Regions from separate parts of the Mus musculus genome. Here region 2 is linked to region 1. A link is a loop called in an ENCODE intact Hi-C map of the cell type or tissue named here. Cell type or tissue: gastrocnemius. All regions are shown on one strand.

Region 1 (8,000 bases):
TTGTCTTGCCACAGTAGACTAAAAGATTAGGAAACCGTGAACCAGAGTCTGGTCTTCTAAGTTATATTCCTCAGGTGTTTTGTCACAATGTGAAAAGTTGACTTGTACACATGTAAGAAGGGTAATAAAAAGTCCAAGTGCAAGTTTAAACACCTTCTGTTAACACTATATATATTGATGTGAATTTTTAAAATGTTTATAGAATATATGGTAAAATCTATAGATATAGCCATCTCAACAGCTAGCCATCTAGCTGTGTCATTTTTAAAACAAGTGTATTCTGCTGTCTGCACTGCCCTGAAACATGTTTTTGTACCTGAAGCTATGAAATGTTTGGGGGTAATTCGGCCATTCCTGTACTTGTGTAACTCCCTCTTTTCATAGCTCCGTGTGCGTCAGTTACTTTTCAGCTGTGATAGGGCACAGTGATCAAGGCAGCTTACAGAGGCGAGTGTTTAACTGGGGTGTGGTTTCAGAGGGTTCCAGCAGACATGGCAGCACGAACAGCTGACTTGAAACCTCAAAAGCCTGCAGCTAGTTACCTACTAACTCCATCAAGACCATAGCTCTTAAACTTACACAATCATCTCTAACTAACAGGTGGACAAGTAGTCGGACGTTTGAGTCTATGGGGGCTATTCTCATTCAGATAACTACAACATGCTATTTTACCTTATTTTTATAAAGCACTTACTTTTGTTTTATGTGGGTTTTGTCTACATGCATCTATATGCTCTGTGTGTGGGCTTGTGTTCACCAAGGTCAGAGGTGTTGGATCCCCTGGATCTGGAGTTAGAGATGTGTGTCACCTCATGGGTGCTGGTAACCTAGCAGTCCTTCGTAAGAGCAGCAGGTGTTCTTATCTACGTACCATCTCTCAGCCCCACTTAAAAAAATTGTACTATAATTTATTTAGCTACCTTCTTGTTAATAGATAATTCTGTTTTATTCATCTGACTGTGGATCATGGCATATATATGCTTAAAATATTGGTATTTATTTTCAAGGTTCTTTTAGGGGTGGTGTTGTTTTGTTTTGTTTTGTTTTGTTTTGTTTTGTTAGTGTAGTGATCTCCCTAATCTGCAGGGGATGCATCTTGAACCCTGTAGTGGTTGCCTATAATAGTATGGGTTTCTGTTATATACTGTCTTTTCCTAGGAAAAAAAGCTTGCTTAATTAATTAATTATTATTATTATTTGAGACAGGGTTTCTCTGTATAGTCTGGCTGTCCTCAAATTCACTCTGTAATTCACAAAGATCTGCCTATGTCTACCTCCATAGGATTAAAGGTGTGCACTACTACTGCCTAGTGAAAAGTTTAATTTAAAAATGAGGTGTAGTAAGAAGATAACAATAGTAAAATGTCAACAATAAATGATAATAAAATAAATAATTGCCGGGATATATTTAATAAAATTGCTAGTATCTACATTATGTTTTTGAGCCATTATTGCATGAAGTAAAGATTATTTAAGTATGAGTCCTACAGTACCATGGCAATTAATCTGATAATGGGAAGATGACTGAACAGCAAGTGGCTACACAGTGTTGAGTATGGTTCACAATGGATGGAGGGCAGGACAGCATGCTGTGTATCGCTCTTGTCAAGACTACACAGAGCTGAGAGCTCGAGCTGCTTATGTGTGTAACTTTCCAGTTAGTGACTTTGCACTTTGGAAGGCATGGGTGCCTGAAACTGCAGAATGCTAAACCACACGCAAGAGCGGGGTGAGTGTGTGTGTTAATCTATGCCCATTTGTAATGGGGGCAGTGGACTGTCCTGCCCAACATCCATAACAGCAGGCATTGTTAATCTTTTTGTGTTTTGTATACAGGACTGGTAAACTACAGTGATTCATTATTTTTCTTTAGCTAATGAATGACCTGCTTCACAGCTTGTCTCTCTCTGTCTATGCACTATATCTTAGAATACTTTATTTTCTTTTTATTATCATTCTTGTTTTTTCCCTGTCTTAACTGTGGTCGGGCACAGGACTAGACAAACCAACAAACTGTAGTCTGGAAATAGATACATGTGTATCTCTATTTTTATTGTTTAGTAAAGATTAACATTTTTGGATTCATGGGGCAAGATGAATTGATGATGGATTCTCCAGTGTTATGTTGATGCACAGGTCATCCATTTGGAAATTATTAAGCTTGGTTAGTGTCTTCCAAGGCTCTTCTACACTGTGTTCTGTTCCAGCTTAGAAAGGTGGATACTTTTAGAAAGGTGACTGAGGACCCGTGGGACTGAAGCTAAAATAGAGCCAGCATCTGAAACCAGGCCATCTGTACGGCACCCCTGAGAGCATTCCCTTGCTTCTTTCTTACTTTATACCTGATAAAATGGTTCTCAATCCTGTGTGTGTGTGTGTGTGTGTGTGTGTGTGTGTGTGTGTGTGAGAGAGAGAGAGAGAGAGAGAGAGAGAGAGAGAGAGAGAGAGAGAGAGAGAGAGAGAGAGCGCTCCTGTGAACCATGTGCTATATATGCTTTCCTGACCACTGGCCAGGTTGTTACTTAATCTTGGCTTTGCATTCTTTATCTTCACATGGGATTCCTTGATGCACCCTTGGTACTGGGTAATGGCAAGTGTTTCTTTTGCTAAGAAACTGTCTATGAACTGTGAGATCTGATTTAAAGAGCTGAGATGTGCAACTGTCTGTGAGCTGTGAGATCTGATTTAAAGAGCTGAGATGTGGCAGGATGCAGGGAAAAGGGCCATGATAGCAGAAGGCAGGCGGGAAGGCTATGCCACGTTGTGTTGTTTTAGTCTGCTTCCACCCAGTGCGAATAGCCATTTTACAAAATTAGTAAAAGTGCAGAGTTTCTTCTGTTTTAGAAATAGATTGTTCTGACGTCTTTACAGTCCTGCAACATGCTCTGTTATGTTACACGTGTTTTAAAAACAGAGTTCTTTTATCACTCCGCTAATATTTCATTGATTGCCTAAGCTGTTTTTTTTTTTTTTATTCTTGCTTCTTTTTAGTAAGTATCCTGGAGTAGTTGGCAGTAATTAGAGCTGTGCGTTGTTTGAAGGGTTCTTAAGTTTTTCTGTTGAAACCTTCCCAATAAAGGCTTTAATCTTATAATTATTATTTCAAGTTAACATTTAAGATTGCTCTGATTTGTTTTTGTCTTTTTAAAATGTTAGCTTTTATGTTTTATATTAAGGAAAGCACCTGTCTTGCCTTTTTAAATTTGTGAAATACTCTTAAAAATTAGGTCTAACCAGAGAGCCAGTTTTTAGTTTTCTTAATTTGTTATTTTTCAAAACATTAGTTTTAAAATATATTACTTATTTATTTTTTGATTGGTAAGTTTATTTTTTATTTTCTGCTTTTTCTGGACAAGAGTTGAGGAAAACATACTTACTAGTACTTACCTAACAAAAACTCTTGGCCATAAACCACTTTTTCCTCTATATTTTCCATTAATATTATGCTGGTGATGTCATATATCTTTTCTTGAAAGAAGTAAAGCTTCATAGGAATTGTTAACAATGCTTGTGCTTCCATCCAGTCAGTGTCTGGGTGTATTGTTGGGTATTTACCCAAAGTTGTGTTCCACCCACTGAGTGTTAATATGCACATTCAGTTTTTTGTATTTTTCTTTGACTAGTACTTTGGTGGCTACAAACTATGATTGTTGATGCACTAGTGTATTTTGTTTAGGAGAAACTAAAATATGAAAAGGAAAGATAATTGCTATCTCTTTTAGGCAATCTGGTGGCTCCTTAATCCTGGGAGGTCACCAAATTAGTGCTGAATTTAGTGCCAACACTGGCTGAGCATTGTATATCACAGCCCAGAACCCTCGGGCAACACAAGTGTGTACTATGCTGCTCCCAGCAACTTTTATTGCATTTTCCCAAATTGTAGTGTCTCATGAACAAAAATAATGATTTATCTAGATGTCAGAAAATAGTTTTGGGGAGAAGGGAAAAAGTCTCCTGTTGCATTTATAGAAGCAATGGATGGTACCTTATCAACCTGAAGCTGGCCTCCCTTCCTCTGTGCTCGATGTCACACCGCCACCTAGTGTCAGCATAGTGAATGGACTCTACCTGTCTTTTTACCCAAGGTTTAGGTATGCTGTTGAGTAACAATGCAAGGTACAGGTCAGATGTAGTCAGAAACATGGCATGGGAAAGTGTAAGTTTTAACACCTGTGTCCTGAGCTTTCTGGGAGGAGCCCTGTGCAGGCAACTAAGCAGTTCAGCTGGGACTCTCCTCACTAGAGAGGCAGGGGTGTGATCTAAGAACACTGAGGACTAATAGTACACTAGTACACTTTGGTTTTTTTTTTTTTTTTTTTTTTTTTTTTTTTTAAGCCTGGACTTGTATTTATTTTGAGACAAGATTTTATTCTGGAGCCTAGGTAGGTCTAGAACTTATAGTGTAGTCTGGGCTGACCACCTCTTCCTCCTGCTCCTCCTCCTCCATTGGACTCTTTCTACAAAATGCAGAGTAAAATGTTTTAGACTAACACACTGGCTCTGGACTCCCCTTCATTCCTTCTGGAGGGAATGAAATGCAGGGCCTCTCTTAACGTTGAGCTGCATCTATAGCCCTGGACTTTCATTTAAAAGAAGGTAATCTGAATACTTTATTTGACCTGTTTGCACATGGTCTCACTGGTTCTCCACAACACTTTCAGTAAAGGAATTTGAGGTAAGTGTTGCTTAAGAACTTAATTCTATGCTACAGTCATTCTGAAGGGTCCTTTATAACTAGAAAGCAGCAATCAAGTGCAACTTACACCTTAACAAAAGAGTCGGCCATAGTTTTCAAATGCCCTAGTTGAAAACTAAAACTACATGGGCAACATTGTTGCCTCGGTTATCTGAAGTAAATTCTGTAACATCCCTGGTCCTCAGTTTTCTCATTTGTTCAAGAAAAATGAAAACATCTATCCCAGTTATGTGTAGAATCGTGTGAGGAGTCAGTGAGGCGAGAGTCAAATAATAAACTAGATTACCTAGCACTCTCTGAAACATTTTAGATAGAAGTTCTTCTTCCTCCCTCCCTCCCTCCCTCCCTCCCTCCCTCCCTCCCTCCCTCCCTCCCTCCCTCCCTTCCTTCTGTGTGTGAATGGATGTGTACCATGCATATGCCCTGGCACATGAGGGACAGCAGAGGACACCTTGGGGGAGTTGGTTCCCTCTTTGCCCATATGGTTCCCGGAGATTGAATCCAGATTTGGTAGCAAGCGTCTTTACCTGCTTAGCCATCTCAGCGGCCAGCAATTCTATTTTGTAATGTGGTTTCTGAGACAGAGTCTTACAGTGCTGTCCAGGCTTGCCTAGATCCGTGCTGTCCTGGCTGGCCTTACTGCATGACCTTCCACTATAGGCATGCACTGCCATCCCTGTCTGGAGAGGCACCAGTGCTGAGGCATAAGTCTGGTGAAGTCTCACTTGCTTTGATGCCTGAGGGTGATGATGTCAGGACCGAGGTGGTAAGACTAACTTAACAGTGTGCTTTCTCCAGGGACTGTTCCTATCCCTAAACTAAGACAAACGGGAAATGCAGCTGTAATCTTATAGTCTTAAGTATATTCTGTAGTGATATTATGTCTGAGAGAAAAAAAATCCTTGTTGGATAATTGAAATGAACTCATACTGAGTTCTCAGTGCCACCGTCGTCCAAGATGTGGATTTCTAGCTGGGTATGAGTTTATCCTATTGGTATAAAAAGCCTTTGGATTATGAAAAATATATATTCTGGAGTCATAATTCATCATGAAACTTACCAAATTAGCTAAATATGCTTGAGACACAGTATTGTTGATTCTGAGGCTGTGGAAGGTGCAAGATATTACTCTATAAGCTACTATGTTGGCTTACCACAGTTACAGACTCAAGCCTGCACTCAAGCCTGCACTCAAAACAGCATCACAGACCAGGCTGTTTCTACCCACAGGGTGACTCACGCTGCTGCCTTGGGTGGTGGGATAGGAGAAACAAACATACCTTGTGTTTGGGATTTTGTAGCACAAGAGAGATACTTGCACTTGTGAAACTTGGAGTTAGTTTAGGATACGTATACTCCTACCCAACATTCCCTTTGCTGTGGTGGAGGGAGGGAGACAGACAGACAGACAGACATATTGAGAGAGATAATAAGAGAGTGACAGAGAGATAGACAGACAGAGCACGTGTGTGCTTGCTTGTTAACTCTAGAATCATTGCACCTTCTCTGAGGAAAAAGAAAGGAAGAGCTCTATTTGCAGACATCCTGGAATGTGAGCGCATGGCTCAGGGTGGGAGGCAAGGCTCTGTCTCAGGACAGTTTCACTACCCAGTCTTCCTTTGACCAGGTGCCAGTGCTCTTTGTTCAGAAAGCCCAGAGAACCCAAAGATGTGGAAGTTCTTACAAGGCATTGCTTCCTAACATGTATGTGCTCTGATGTGAGTCACAGTGGCCTTTGAGTGATTGTTGTTGTCATATGTTTGTTTGTTTTTACATCATCATACTGATCTGAGTGTGTTTGTAGTGTTTAGACATGAATGCATTAGTAGCTTCATCTATACCTGTCTGAGGAGACAGTGATCTGCTGACATTTTCTAGGTAGGTGCACTGAAGTGCATGCACATCTCCAGGCTTTCAGTAATAAATTACTGTGTTACTGATACTTGACCCATACACAGAATTACCGCTTATCTGCTTGTTAACGAAATATGATCCCATAGGTGTGTTTTTTTAAACCAGTGCTCTAAACTAAGTACTTGAGTTATTATTTTTAGTGTTAGGTATTAGGGGTTGAAGTATTATGTGGGTGGATCATTTAATAGTACATATCAGAACTTGTTCTCACATCTCTGCATCTCCTGTGGGCTGCTTCCATGAAAGGAGGCTTGTTTGCAGTCTGAACAACACAGATTCTGCCACCATATCCAACTGTAAGAGATGAATGAGAGGAGGACTCGGTGTGCTCTTGATTAGGCTTTGAGGAATGACTTGCTGTGGTGAGATGCTGTGTTTCCCTCTGCTTTATGCTGTTGCTTTCCACGCTTCCTGTTGAGAAAGGACTTTCTGAACACTTGAGGCTGCTGAATAGAGTTGTATTTTTAAAAATTTTCACAACACTAATGATGGTTGGTTTCCATGGTGACAAAAAAGTAAAGCGAACACAGGAAACATCATTCTGAAGATAGATTTGGAATGAATTTAGAAACATGAGCTTTGAAAGTTGTGCTGTTTCTAATAAGGACTGATATATTGCAGTTTTTTTTTTAATTTAAAAGGAGTGAAAATTATTTAAATTACTGAGTTTTGTTACCTTTTTCTGGATAAAATTATCTCATTATTTCATAGTGTGGTTTAGGTATTTCCAAAAACACATGAATTATTCAGACCTGATTGTAGGATGTCTTAAAAAGCATAGTTCACTTCCAGATAGCTTTCTTTAATACCTTGTATGGATACCTCGAGGGTATCTCTGTCAAAGAAAGAGAAAGAAGGAGGGAGGGAGGGAGGGAGGGAGGGAGGGAGGGAGGGAGGGAGGAAGGAAGGAAGGAAGGAAGGAAGGAAGGAAGGAATCTTTCCTCTGGGAAGGAAAGCAGTGGAGCAATAAGCACATGAGAAAGAAATGTATAAATGTATAGATATTTAGATGTCTCAGGTGGTCTCCTGAAGCACCCAGAGATGTATAGGGCTTATCTTTATTGGAGACTGGAAGGCATGTGAATATTGAAAGATAAAAGTAGAGCTCACCCAGAGAGGAGGAGGAAAAGATAAAGTAGCTGCTAGGGAAGTAAAGCATGTGTTTAGAAGACACTTTAACTCCTTACTTGGGCCTACAGCGCTGCATGCATAGAGATAAGTCATTGTGCTAAAGCTGCCATCACTGTGGGTTCCAGTCACTCATCTACGGGCATAAGGAAGATACTTAGAACACAGTGAGGAATTGTGCTGTCTAGTAAAGGGGAGGCTGGAGGTCCTCCTCCAGGACCTGTGACCTCACTAGCACCATTTCCAGTACCAGGTCTGATTT
Region 2 (8,000 bases), 210 kb before region 1:
TTGAATAGTCAGAGCCCTGTTGGAAGAACAGTTTGGGGAGGATTAGGAGTGGACTTCTTGGAAGAGGTGTGCATGAGGGGCTGCTTAGGGATCAAGATATGAGCTTTCAGCTGCTCTTGACACAATACCTTTGCTGAGCCATCATGGACTCTATGCCTCTGAGACTGTGAGACTAATTAAACACGTTCTTTTATACGTTGCCTTGGTCATGGTGTTTTATCACAGCAATAGAAAAGTAATAAAGACAGCATCCTCCTGCCTCTTAAGTACTTGGATTTACAGGAATAGCTAGATCTTGTTTTTGTTTGTTTGTTTGTTTGTTCAACCTGATAGTCTGTCTTATGGTTGAGGAATTGAAACCTCTAGCATTTAGTTGTTACTGAAAAATATTTATTAATTTCGGCCATATTTATATTTCATAGTGTTCACTGTTTTCCTAACCGTCGTTTACTAACTGCCATCTTAACAGCTTTATCTTTCCTCTGTCCTTATAGATGTGTTCCTCTTTCTCTGAAGGGCATAAAATCCCTTCAGGTATCTTCTGCAGTGTTGGTGGCCATGCATTTCTTTGGTTTATCTAGCTTATGTTTATTCTGGACAATTTTTGTTCCTCCATAAACTATGACAAATAATTCTTCAGGATATAGTAACCTGGGTGGGCAGTAATTGACTCTCAGAACTTGGCTTAAATTGTCCCATTCTTTCTGAGCTTTTAGATGAGAATTCTGCTGGAATTCTGATAGGTTTACGTTTATATAGAACTGGATGAGTCGTTCTTACAGCTCTCAGGATTTTTCTTTTGTTCTTTATACTTAGCACGGTTACTACATGATATAGGAAAGGCTCTTTCTGTGTCCTGTCTGCTTAGTGTTCTAAATGCTCCCTGAGTTGGTAAGGCATTTCTGTATCTAGATTTGAGAGGGTGGTTTGTTTTTGTTGTTGTTTTTGCTATTGTTGTTGTTGTTGCTGCTGCTGCTGTTGCTGCTGCTATTATGGTATAAAATGCCTTTATCCGAAAGTTCATTTTCTAGCCCCATGATTCATAATTTTTTTCTTTAATGGTGTCCTGTAAAGCTCATATGCTGAGATGGCTAGTTCGATGTCAGCTTGACACAAGGTAACATCATCTGGGAAGAGGGAACCTCAATAAAGAAAATGCCTTTATAAGATTTATCTTTAGGCAAGCCTGGAGGGCATTTTCTTAATTAGTGATTGATGGGGGAGGACCCAGCCCATTGGGTCATCCCTGGGCTGGTGGTCCTGGGTTCTTCTACAGGAAAGTAGGGGGAGCAAACCACGGGGAGCAAGCCAGTAAACAGCATCCTCCAGGGCTTCTGCATCGCCTCCAGGGCCCTGTGTTGTTTGAGTTCCTGCCCTGACTTCCTTGGCTGACAACCAGTGATGAGGAACCATAGGCCTAAAGCTCTTTCCTAGGCATGTTGTGTTGGTCATGGTGTCCCGTCACAGCAGTGGTAATCCTAACTAAGACATATGCTCTGTTCATTCTCTATCCGAATATTCTTGCTAGTGTCGGAATGTAATAATTTACCCATCTTGTCTTCCACCACGGATATTCTGCCTTTGATCTAGTCTATTGGTGGAACCTTATACTGATTTGTTATTGAGTTAATGGACACTTTATTTCTTTCTCTTTATTAAATTTATGTTTTATATCCTGTATTGACTCCCTAACTTCATGCAGCTCATTATTTGCATTCTCTTTTAATTTGTTTAGGAACTTTTTGAATCCCCTTTGATTCCATTACACATTCTTAGAATTATTCTCTTGAATTCTTTGGGATTTAATCATTCTCTTTAGAATCTCGTATCAAGGAATTAGCACTATTCAGAGGGATCAGCTGCCTTGGTTTTTCTCGTGTTTCTTGTATTTCTACATGGGGACTTTTTCATCTGGTGTAGCCTCAGTAGCTGGGTTTTATGTATTTCAGCTGTGTTCGTTCAGTATTTTCGTTTTGCTGTTTTGGTTCAAAATAATGTTTTTAGACAATATACCCTGATCCAATTGAAGTACTTATGAAGCTCAGATGAAACTAGGTTGAGGTGTTCTGTCACCCTGAGGGAAGGAGAATGTGTTCTGCTGTTAAACCCTCCGGCATGTGAGAACCCCAGGTCCTCTCTGAGATTCGAGTGTCAGCTGCAAATGCAGCCACAGTCGTGACTCTGAATAAAGTGACAAGGACAGCACTGCATGTGCTGAGGACATTAGTGTCCAAGACTAGGAAAGGCAGGGAGGCAGACTGAGCACAGTCCCCCAGTACCCTCCCCTCCCCCACCTCCACACCTGCCCCAGTATCTCAGCCCAGGCTCTCTTCAAACACATTTGATACCTCATCTTGAACTTAGGATTCCCCCTTTTCTCTGCCTCCTAAGTGCTAGAATTACAGACATACACTCCCACATCCAGGTCAGGAGTTACTATTAGACCAACTGAGAAGAAAAAAAATCCAGGAGGAAAAGTAGATGGAGATAGGAAACTGGGATCGAGTTAAGACACTCGAATTTAAAGATGATTAAAGCCAGCCAGGCAGTGGTGGCTCCTGCCTTTAATCCCAGCACTCCAGAGGCAGAGGCAGGCAGACCTCTGAGGTATAGAGAGGCCAACCTGGTCTACATAGTGAGTTCCAGGACAGCCAGGGATACACGGAGAAACTCCTGTCCCAAAACGACAACAACAAAAACAAAGCAAAACAAAATGAAAAACAAAAAAATGCAATTTAAGCCACAAAAAATTTAAAGAGCAAAAAGGGGGAGGGATGGCAAAGACAGAGAGAGAGAGAGAGAGAGAGAGAGAGAGAGAGAGAGAGAGAGAGAGAAAATTAGGTGAAGATAAGGGAAAAGTACACAGATGCTGTGTGGGGAGAGAAGGTGATAGAACGGATAAAGAAACATACAGAATAAGCATAAGCCTTAATGAACAACATAAAGACCAATGCAAAACCATGAAGAGGAATATAATTTTTAAATAAAGTAATACAGATTTTGAAAAATATAATGGGCAGGTATGATGGCTAATTGGGTAAAAGAGCTTGCTAAGCCTGGAACCCACATAAGAGTGGGTGTTGGGTTTCTAAGTCGGGTTCTGATGTTCCACGCCCCTCTGTTGGTCACGTTTAGAGCTTGAATACTCGCCTTTCATTGTGTTTCTTGGCGTCCACTTCTGGAGTTCCCCCAAGTTTGGGATTAAACCAGTTCATGTGTGAAGAATCCACCGTCTGTCACCACAGTTCCTCAGTCCCGTGTTCTCGGCTTGCCCAGGCTATGCTGTCAAAGACAGGTTCATGAGTCAACAGGTCAGCTGTCATCCCGTGTCACTTCACAGAGTATGTCCAACCACAGTTTCTTTTTCTTCTCTTTTTAAAACTTACTTTACTAGTTTGTGCGTGCAGGTGCAAGTGTATCTGGGCCACATGCATGCAGGGCCCACCCAGAGGGCAGAACAGGGTGTTGGATTCCCTGGTGTTGGGTCCCCTGGGACTGGAATTAAGGTGCTTGTGAACTGACTTATTGGTGCTAGAGAGGAACCCAGGTTCTCTGGAAAAGCAGCAAGTGCGTGCTTAACCACCGATCCATAATTCTAAGCCCAACCCCAGTTTCTTACTAGACACCTTTTATAAATGTTTTCTCACATTTTGTGGGTTGTGTTGTTTGGGTTTGTTTGTTTTTTGTTTTGTTTTGTTCTGTTTTTTCACTTGTTAAAAGTTTTTTGAAGCACAGATGTCTACATCTTGTTGGGGTCTTTTTATTCTTTTAGTTTTCTTTTGTGAATTATGCCTTTAGTGTGGAGTTTAGCAAGGCTTTGCCAAACACAAAATCTCTTAAATGTTCCCACATGGTATGAGGAGAGGGTCCTCCTTCCTGTGGACACCAGGTGTCCAAGTAGCATTTGATAAAAAGTTTATTTTATCAATCATACTGTCTTGACACTGTTACAGAATCAACTAACCTGAACCCACATGGGCTCACAGAGACTGACCCACCAACCAAAGAGTACACAGAGGCTGGATCTGGGCCCCCTACACATTTGGAGCAGATGTGCAGCTTGGTCTTCATGTTGGTCCACTAACAACTGGAGTGGAGAGTGAGGGGCTGTCTCTGACTCTGTTGCCTGCCGTTGGATCCCTTTCCCCTAACTGGACTGCCTGGTTGGGCCTCAGTGGGAGAGGGTGTACTTAAGTCCTTCTGGGTCTGGATGCCCCAGGGCAGTGGTACCCAAAGTGGGCCTCTTCTTTGAGGAGAAGGGAGAGGGTAATGGGGGAGAGATTTGTAAGGGTGGGACTGGAGGTACTGACCTTCAGAGACTTGAGATTAGTACAATGGCGCCTTCCAGGAAGTTCTTCGTTGGGGGCAACTGGAAGATGAACGGGAGGAAGCAGTGCCTGGAAGAACTCATTTGCACCCCGGACGCAGCCAACCTGCTGGCAGACACCGAAGTAGTTTGTGCACGGCCAACCACTTACATCGACTTCGCCAGTCAGAAGTTGGATCCCAAAAGCTCTGTGGCTACACAAAACTGCTACAATGTGAACAGTGGGGCCTTCCCTGGGGAAATCAGCCCTGGCATTATCAGAGTTAGGAGCCACCTGGGTCGTGCTGGGGCACTCGGAAAAGAAGACACGTCTTTGGAGAATCAGATGAGTTGATTGGGCACAAAGTGAACCATGCCCTAGCAGAGGGACTCGCGGTGATCGCCTGCATCGGGAGAAGCTAGGCGAAAGGGAAGATGACATCACTGAGAAGGCTGCTTTCGAGCAAACCAAGGTCATCGCAGATAACGTGAAGAACTGGAGCAAGGTGGTCCTGCCTATGATCCTGTGTGGGCCATTGGGACTGCGACCCCTCAACAGGCCCGGGAAGTACATGAGAAGCTCTGGGGATGATGGGGTGGCTCAGTGCACCCCGATCGTTGATGGAGGGTCTGTGACTGGAGCAAGCCAGCCTGACGTGGATGACTTCCTCGCATCTCTCTAGCCTTTTTGTGGACACCATCAATGCCAAACAATGAGCACTGTCCAACCCTCTCCCTGCCTGCACAGCACGGACAAGGTTGCCCAGAAGTTTAGTAACTGCTCCCACCAGTCACATGCTTCTGATGACATCATCTGTCCCGTCTTGTGGCTTAACCCACACTGTACCCTCCTGAGCCATTTACACTCCCCATAACGGTTGAAACCAGGCCAGTTCCTTTACCACTTACAATGGGTGGAGTCAAGTATGTCACAAAGTGACTTCTTGAGAAGGGAAGGAGGAGAACTGACTGTACTTTGGGCCCTAACAAGTGAAATCGCCATCCATTGGTTTGGGATGGAAACTCATGGCTGGAGCACAGGAAGTGGGCTTCGTGTCACTTTGGCCTGTCACTTACATAGCCTTGGCTCTCTAGCTTCACTCTCAAACCCTACTGGATGTCTGATGCAGAAATTCAGAGCCTCTGGGTCTGAATTCAGTATACATGAAGGCCGAGACCCTCTTACTCTAAGAGGCCTGGGATGGTCCCCTCCCCCACAGTGCCGAAGCCGTGTATTGTGTTTGTGAACCATCCTACAGGTAAGGGAAATAAACACCTGGGCATTAAAAAGGTGGGGGGGGGGGGGACGGGGACTGGAAGGAGAAGAGGGAAGAGGGCTGCAATCAGGATGTAAAGCAAATAAAATCGCTGCATTAGGATAAAAAGCCAAGTGAACTTCCTGCCCCACTTAGTCTTCTTGTCCAGTTCAGGTTGCTGTGCACCTACTACAAAGCGAAAAATCGCCTTTCCTGGCTACTTTCTTTTTTTTTGGGGGGGGGGGGGGTTCGAGACAGGGTTTCTCTGTATAGCCCTGGCTGTCCTGGAACTCACCCTGTAGACCAGGCTGGCCTCGAACTCAGAAATCTGCCTGCCTCTGCCTCCCGAGTGCTGGGATTAAAGGCGTGCGCCACCACGCCCGGCACCTGGCTACTTTCATTTTGTTCCCATGTACCTTCTCCGACAATATAATGCAAGATGCATAAGTAATAAATGACTTAAGGTGACAGTATCTGTGTTCAAGGATATTAAGAGGAGTAAACACATTGTGAAGATTTTGATCTCTAGTGCATTTTGGTTGTGTGAAGGAGAAATGTATCATATTAAGGGAACATATGTCTTTTTAATGTTTGTTATATTTTATTGATTTAAATAGATGTACAGGGGTAGCATATTGACTTCAGACAACCGCTGATGGCTAGTTTTATGAATCAACTTAGCTAGGCTATTGTTGTAGGTACTTTAGTTGCTGTGATAAAATAGCACAATCTAAAGTTATTTATGAAAGAAAAGGTATATTTTGGCTTGTAGTTGAGAAAGATAAGAGTCCGTTGTGTAGGGGAGCACAGAAGCAAAGAGCTAACATCAGATGTGACTGTAAGAGCCGGCACTGAGAAAGCACATTTCCATCTATGTAAAGGAACAGAGAGAATGAACGGAACGTGGAATGTGTATGAACTCTAAAACTCACCCCCAGTCAGGTTGTACCCCCGAAAGGTTCCACATTCTCCCCAAGCAGTGCTCCATGCACTCAATATTTGAACCTGTGAACCTATGGGGGACTGTGGTAGTTTGACTATGCTTGGCCCATGGGGAGTGGCACTATGAGGAGGCGTGGCCTTGTTGAAGGAAGTGCGTCACTGAGGAGGTGGGCTTTGAGAGCTCCTAGTGCTCAAGCTCCTCCCAGTGCAAAAGAGAGAGCTTCCTCCTGGCTGCCAGAAAAGCCAGTCTCTTCCTGCTGGCCTTCTGATAGATGCAGAACTCTGCAGCACGCTGCTGTGTTTTCCATCATGTTGATAATGGACTAAACCTCTGAAAGTGTAAGCCAGCTCCAATTAAATGTTTGTCTTTATAAGAGTTGCCTTGGTCATGATGTCTCTTCACAGCAATAAAAGCCTAACTAAGACAGGGACATTTCTTATTCCAACCACCCGTGGTTCTTTAAAGGAGTTCTGAAAGGCTGCTAGGTAGCTTCAATGCCCTGGATTCTTACAGAAGCAAACTGAAAACTAAGTCCCATTTTCTGAAATGAGAAACAGAGAGAGATGATCTAACTTAATATATCAGAAATGAAAAGAGGGACATTACAATCAATGCTGAGAAATTCAGAGGATCAGGAAAACATACTTTAAAATTCTGTATTTTACCAAATTAGAAAAATTTTTGAAAAATGAATGAATTTCATATATATATATATATATATATATATATATATATATATACACATGTATACATATATATTTATATATATAAAACCACTAAAGTTGGATTAAACTGAAATAAGAAATTTAAACAGACCTATAGCCATCAGTGAAATAGAAACAGTAATTAAAACTCTTTCAACCAAAAGAAAAAAAAAAAAAAGCCCAGGGCCAGATGTAGTTAGTGCAGAATTCTATTAGACCTTCAAATTAACATCAATATTCTTCAAATTATTCCACAAAAAACCATTTCCTAGTCTTTTTATGAGACCACTATTACCCTGACACCAAAATCACGCTAAGACCTTCTCCCTAAAAGGAAATTATAGAACAATATCCCTTATTGTTCTATATATAATCATAGATACAATATATAATAATAAGTATAGATATAAATATTCCCAATAAAATACTTGAAAATAAAATCCAAAAAACACATCAAAAAGATTATCTGCCATCATCAAATTAACTTTATCCCAAAGATGCAAGAATGGTTATATATATATGTGTGTGTGTGTGTGTGTGTGTGTGTGTGTGTGTGTGTGTGTGTGTGAATAAACATGAATAACCATATAAGCAGAGAGAAAAATAATCACATGATTATCTCATTAGATTCAGAAAAGGCCTTTGACAAAATCCAGCAGACTTCATAATAAAAGTCCTGGAGAGATTTGGGATACAAGGGCACACTCTAATAAACACTCAATTTACAATAAGATCATAGCCAACATCAACCTAAATAGAAGAAACTCAAAGCATTTCCACTAGAATCAGGA

Evidence for each region. Peaks named below come from ENCODE experiments on the same cell type or tissue, not always from the same donor. Only the 100,000 strongest peaks of a DNase experiment are listed, where the experiment ranks them.
Region 2: it touches region 1 in a loop (8-fold over the local background); 32 of 42 quality-filtered maps call a loop at or near these places.

Annotation. Positions count from the first base shown.
Region 1 is chr9:32,155,222-32,163,221 of GRCm38, forward strand. The region is part of intron 5 of Arhgap32 (Rho GTPase activating protein 32); the gene reads left to right. Among named protein-coding and RNA genes, the nearest start is that of Arhgap32, 130 kb to the left of the region's middle. In gastrocnemius, a CTCF peak has its summit at 4,042 (motif pointing left); a DNase peak (open chromatin) is centred at 4,043.
Region 2 is chr9:31,944,043-31,952,042 of GRCm38, forward strand. It overlaps the pseudogene Tpi-rs4. Among named protein-coding and RNA genes, the nearest start is that of Barx2, 35 kb to the left of the region's middle. In gastrocnemius, no CTCF peak of the experiment used is centred here; DNase peaks (open chromatin) are centred at 3,221 and 4,462.